Regions from separate parts of the Mus musculus genome. Here region 2 is linked to region 1. A link is a contact called in ENCODE POLR2A ChIA-PET data. All regions are on one chromosome and are shown on one strand. Each heading gives the region's core, a stretch centred on a gene start or an enhancer-like site at or near the end of the contact. The rest is flanking DNA. Distances are from core to core; before and after follow the strand shown. Region 1 holds the start of 4930461G14Rik (RIKEN cDNA 4930461G14 gene). Region 2 holds the start of Nptn (neuroplastin).

The links. ChIA-PET counts read pairs that join two places held with the same protein, here RNA polymerase II (POLR2A).
Region 2: POLR2A ChIA-PET joins it to region 1 with 14 read pairs in embryonic stem cell. The contact joins the promoter of Nptn here to the promoter of 4930461G14Rik in region 1. POLR2A ChIA-PET finds 5 or more read pairs at or near these places in 3 of 5 experiments (Patski and embryonic stem cell).

What each region holds. Positions count from the first base shown.
Region 1 is chr9:58,453,695-58,456,789 of GRCm38, forward strand. 4930461G14Rik (RIKEN cDNA 4930461G14 gene) reads left to right here and starts at 1,479. Exons shown (of 3, transcript NR_040736.1): 1 at 1,479-1,662.
Region 2 is chr9:58,580,571-58,583,665 of GRCm38, forward strand. Nptn (neuroplastin) reads left to right here and starts at 1,670. Exons shown (of 9, transcript NM_001357751.1): 1 at 1,670-1,956. The coding sequence starts at 1,866.

The DNA of each region.
Region 1 (3,095 bases), core at 229-2,728:
AAGAGGAGTACCCCAGCCTGGAGCTTGCTTAGCTCACTGTCTCTACAAGGCTCTTCTCTAGTCTCTACTAAGTCCAGGATGGGGTGGAAAATTCAAGAAGGAGTTGAGAGAGTGTGCAACCTAGCCATTGCCAAGGTGGAGGGGGAAGTCCATTCAGAAGTCATCTGAGGAGTATTAGATTTTAGGCAGAAAGAGAAGAGAGGGAGGAGGAGAGGCTGAGTCACACTGTCCTGTAGGGTAGAGCCTTATCAGTGCTGCAGATGCCACTGGGGGACAGAGTCTGAGAGAGTTTCCATCTCATCAGCCAAGGAACATGTCTCCTTTTGAAGGTGTCTGGGGGTGGAAGGTCTTGCATCTCAAGGAAGCAGGCTTAGTTAATATGTCTGGGCTTCGTAGCAGAGGTGGGGGAGCAGGGCATTTGTGACTGAGGCTTCACGGGGAAGATCACTCTCCCATGATGCTTGGCTAATGTGTGACTCATGTGAACTGACGATAGTCTGGCTGCCTTTGATCTGAGCTGGGATGTGGCTTAGAGCCTGATTACCTAGAGGTCTGGCTGCTCTTGAATAGAAGTATACATGCTCTCTCCAAAACCACGCAGCCCCCCAAAGGCAGGAGGCAGTGACCCACCAGCCACATTCCCCATACCTTGGTAGGAGACGGGTGTCAAATGCAATGCTGGTACCCTGCCTATCTAGGCTGAAGTCACTTTTGAGTCAAGTTTTCCTTGGCCTTAGTCAAGGCCCTGAGGTACAAAGTGACCTGTCTTAGGACGCTCTGGAGGAGACACTGCCAGCACAGATGGGAGAGTGAAGCCAAGGTGTGGAGCTTCATGATGCCAAGAGCTCATGACACTTTTGCTTCAGTGCCCCCTTCAGTGCCCAGAGCCTTCTCCACTGGAACCATCCCTTTTAGTCAATGGCTCATCCTGGAAACATTCTCGAAGCTGATTACCAGGCCCAATAATGTAAGACTCTGGTGAGAGATTTCCCCCCCACACACACCTTTGCCCCCAACACACACACAGTGAACAACGCTGAGCCGGGAATCGTTGCAAAAACAAGAGGAATTTTATTGTTCCAGCATGCTGGGGTCACCCTGCACAAGAAGAAGAGAGAACAAGGACTCTGCACAGCCCATTCGGTAAGTTTTTATACAGTTTTCAGAGCCGCAGCCATTGCGCACATTGTGATTGGCAGAACAGTGCGACTTTTAAACTGATTGGTCTTTAGGGAATGAGGTGGCAAGGACTTCCCTTGTCTATAGGTGGCCAATGGTCACAGAATGTGTCTATGTGCTCAGGACTTCCCATACCCGCAAGTGGCTGATGGTTGGTTCCTCCCTCCCCCCACCTTGTCTGAGGAATGTAATTAGCCCCTCCCTTCCGGAGGGGGTGGTGCCTAAGTCCTCTATGACCTTTCTCTTCCAGGAGAGGAGATGGAATTTTCCAAAGTTCCTGAGTTGACCTCTTCAGTGCCAGGCATTGGCATTGTGGAGATGAACTAGGCAGGTACTCTCCCTCAAGTACTTCCCAGCCCAGAAGGGGACAGGACCACACCTGAGGACTATCCTAAAGATCTGAACAGTGGAGACAGAATGAAGAGAGCTTGCTTGGACAGCTTTATGTAGCAGAGCTGGTACAAGTGACTTAGGCCTTGAAGGGTGAGTAGTTCATTGAGTTAAAACAGGTATTGTCCAGGTCTGGATAAAAGGGGAGAGGGCAATGATAAGACAACAGAAAAATGAAATGGGGCTTCAGTGGGGGAATATTTACAGGCCCAGAAACCCCAAACTGATGATCATAGGGTGATGTGACCTATGATCAAGGCCTATGTCCTACAGGTGTAGCCCTATACAACATCTGACTTTGGAGCCTGGCACCACAGTGGCAAGGTCTGGAGCACTTTGCCTTACTTTCTGGGCCTCACTGCTGCAGACGGAACAATGACGGACCCAGTGCTCTGAGCACACTCCCAAACACCCTGACTGGAGAGTAGGTGTGTGAATGGCAGCTATCACTGTCACGTGAATTATTACATTGATTTAGAAGGATCTGTTCAGTTCATAAACCCCAAATAATGGAGCCCAGCCAGTCATGAGACTTGCAGAACTATAGAGTCACTGGGGTAGAGCTGGTGCTGGTACTGGAGGCCGTGCTAAAAATGATCCCCGAGGTCTTAGTCCTGGCAGAGGAGAAACGCAGCAGGCTGGGCTGGGTAACTGTGTTGGCAATTTCCCCTTCAAAACCACCTGAACTGGAGCCCCATTCATTAGCATGAGAATGGCGCGCCGGCTGGGATCTGAGGGTCCAAAGGTATTTGTATTCGAAAGAGCTTCCTCTGTTCTTGGCTCAAAGTCACTGCGGCCTGAGCTGCGAGGCTGGGCGGGGATCCAACACACACTGCGGGTAGCCTGGGAAAGAGGGGAGTCCTACCCAAGTGGTTGCTCCGAGCCTCGGGACCACACTCAGAAATGCAGCCCAGAACACCTTCCCCATCCCAGCCCACCCGGAGCCATCCCTGTATTTGGGAAGCTCTCTTGTAAGTTCTTGAAATGTCTCCCCACCCCTCCAGCCTTTATTTCTTTTTAAATCCTGTGTGGAAGAAGGCAGGGGTTTGAGACCTGTGTGCCTCTCACAAAGGAACCTAGAGTTTTCAAAGGTGGAGAAGCACTGCCCAACGGGATTAGTAATAGTAACCATCATTACAGCTAGTGGTTGGGAGCTGCCCCTTGCCAGGCATCATGTTAGGAATTTTACATACATTATCCTCGGTGTGGCTCTCTTTTTAAAATTCATGCCACAATCCTGAGATGTGGTTTCAAGCCTCACTTTACTGATCAGGAAACTATGATGTGGAGGATAGTGTTAGCTTACCCAGGATTAAGAAAATAAATTTCCTATCTGGAGTATGGGCTACAGTATTAAGTTCCACACCTCCTGATTGCCCTTCCGGCTGCCCCTTTGGAAAGGAGTCCAGTGGAATGAAGGGATAGTTTGACAATTTCCCCTTCAGGTCCTCCCAGCTCAGGCTCCGGTCATCAGCATGAGAACCAGGTCTGAGCAGAAGACCCACCCTCATCTCTGGCCCTTCTCT
Region 2 (3,095 bases), core at 420-2,919, 130 kb after region 1:
CGGTTTTTTGAGACAGGGTTTCTCTGTTTAGCCCTGGCTGTCCTGGAACTCACTTTGTAGACCAGGTTGGCCTCGAACTCAGAAATCCAACTGCCTCTGCCTCCTCCTTTTTTTTTTTTTTTTTTTTTTTTTTAAGATTTATTTATTTATTATATGTAAGTACACTGTAGCTGTCTTCAAACACTCCAGAAGAGGGCGCCAGATCTCGTTATGGATGGTTGTGAGCCACCATGTGGTTGCTGGGATTTGAACTCCAGACCTTCGGAAGAGCAGTCGGGTGCTCTTACCCACTGAAGCCATCTCACCAGCCCCCCTCTGCCTCCTCTTTACTCCAGATTCTCTAACCCTTTGAATATAGTCAGGTCAGCAGGCCAGTTTACCCTTTCTCACTTGTAAGCCACAGAGACACCCGAGGATGTCTGTTGTGACTCATAGATGAGCTAAGCCACAGAAAACACTCCTTTGCTAACCACAAGTGCTGAGGGTGGTTCAGGGAAAACAAACAAGCCAACTCCCCCAAATCTGTGTTTGTGTTCGAGAGCCTGTGTGCCCGCACTGGGAGGCCAGAAGTTGCCTTCGGGTATCTCCCTTAACTATTCTTTTTCTTTCTTTCTTTCTTTCTTTTTTTTTTTTTTTTGGAGAATACTCAGTTTTTGAGGTAGGGTCCCTCACTGAGCCTAGACCTCATCGATCGGCTAGGCAGACTAGTTAGCAAACCAGAGAGCTCTTCTCTTCTCCAGACTCAGATTACAGCGTTGGCTCTGGTGGCCATCCTTTTCTGTTTTATGCTGGGGAAACTCAGGTCTTCACGTTTGTGTATCAAGCATTTTTAAGGACTATGACATCTCCCCAGTACTCTCTCACCGCAAAAGAAGGCATTTCTCAACTTTCTATGCAACATGGCTAAACTCCTTTTTGATTGCCCCTTTCCTGTGGGTCATCTCTGATACACCAGGCTGAACAGTGAACTGAGTGGAAACTATTTTCTTACGGGTTTCCTCTACCAAAGGTTCTGCCTATTACTGGACACACTGTGACTTCCTTGTAGAATTGGATCTGTAGCCCTGCACAGGCTAGCTCTTCAGGCCCTCAGAGCTTGTGAAGCTAAAATAAGGCCAAAGAGGGGTGGGGAGGGCACAGGTAGGGAGGAAAAGGAGGACACTTGAAGGCTGAGGGAACAGATGTCCGTGCAAGGAAGCACAGCGATCGTTAACACTGCCTGGAAGGGAAAAAAAAATCCACGAGGCAGAGAGGTTGTGGCCAGATACCTCTAGGGGTCTCTGGTCAAAGTCCAGAAGGAAAAGCAGGGTTTTGATAAGGGGTACTAATAGGAAGCTCAAAAGCAGGGTCTAGGGTATCCATTTCTGAAGCTTCGAGCAGTAACGCATGAAAGGCAGGATGGGTGGGGGGAGCATTGTTTTCTCAATGCTTCCTCTAATTTCTGAGCGCTAGGATCCCATAGAAGTGAGAACTGTACTCCGCCGTCTTCCCCCGTGGGAGAAGGAGCGGGTGGAGTCCCCGCCTCGCCCCGTCACGTGGCCAAAAGCGCCCTTCGCACGTGACCGCCCTTGTGCTTGGCCAATCAGCCTCTGCAGGGGCGGGGACTTGGGGAGGGGGGGGAAGAGGGCCTCTTCTCGCGAGCCTTGCCGCCGGTGCTCCTGGCCCGCCCACGGCCGCCAGCGGAGGTCTCGCGAGGCTTGGACGCTGCGGCGGTAGGAGGAGGACAGGGAAGGACGGAGCTCGGCCGCGGCTGCCTCCCTCGTTCACTCCCTCGCGCGCGCGCTCGCCCGCCCCCTCCCTCCCTCCCCTCCCTTTCCCCGGCCCCGGCCCCGGCCCATTCGCTGCGCGCTCTCCGGCTAGGGAGGATGTCGGGCTCGTCGCTCCCCGGCGCCCTGGCCCTCTCGCTCTTGCTGGTCTCTGGCTCGCTCCTTCCAGGGCCAGGCGCTGCTCAGAACGGTAAGCCGAGGGGCCGGGGGCGGGTCGGGCGGGGGCGCCCGGCTCTGGCAACCAGAGGGGCCGGGCCCAGGCCTGAGGGGGATGCCGGAGCCGGCAGCGGGCGACCCGGCTGAGGCGAGGAGGTGCTTCGCGGAGAGGTGGAGGCGTCGCTTTGGTGCGAGCCCGGGGCTCTGTAGACAGGTCCGCGGCGTAGGGCTCATCGCGCACCGGGAGCTGGAGTAGCGGGGGCGGCTCTGGAGAAAGCGGCGGGAGACAGGCGTTCGAGTTCGAGCTGGCGGAGGGGTGGTGTCGGCGAGAGAACCGGGCTCCGCGGGCGCTGACACCCGGGATTCTACTGGGGCCCTGGAACCCGGGTGACATTCTGCAAAATGGGAGGAGGGGGGAAGCTGGGGTCAAAAGGATCCCGTAGAATACCTAGAGGCAGCAGACTGCTTGAGTCTCTCAAGGAGAGGGGTTAGTGAGCGATTCGGGAAACCTTGGATTTGGGGGTAGAGGGAAGGTGGGTGGAAAGATGGAGTGGGTTGACTGCAGTAGGGGGACCTGGAGAAGAGAAGCAGCAGTGTCTCCAAACGAGCTGGGGGAAGAGGATTGGGTTTTGCCAAGGAGGGTGGAGTGCTGGGCATTCTAGGGTAGCGGTTGGGAAAGCAAAAGGGAGTTTCTAAATAAGGAGAGGAAAATGAGCAGAGGATGCGGGGAAAGCTTTAAAACCGAGGTAGAAGAAATATCAGGGAAGTAAAGGGTGCCTGGGTATAGTGGTGGGAGTGGGGGAAGACGGAAAAATAAGGGAAGAGAGTAAAATGCAGGAAGTCGGGGGTGTAATGTTGCTTTGTAGCGCGGCGGATACATTAGGGAGGGGACGAGTTGTGGCAAATGCTTTATGATGCTAGTTCGGCCTTTGGGGAGGGCTGGGACACAGCCACATCTGCAGTGGTGGGATTGAGGGCAATGAGAGATGGTGGCAGGGGAGATGGAGGAAGTGGGCTTTTAGAACTGAAAGTTTCAAGATTGCAAAGATGTTATTTCTGAGGAATATGAATGTGGTCTCTGGGTTGGGTTTAAGGTACAGTGGAAGTGAGAATTGGGTTGCGAACTGAAGCTCTTTAGAGAAGATGGTGAAAGATAATAGGCTTGGGGAGCTA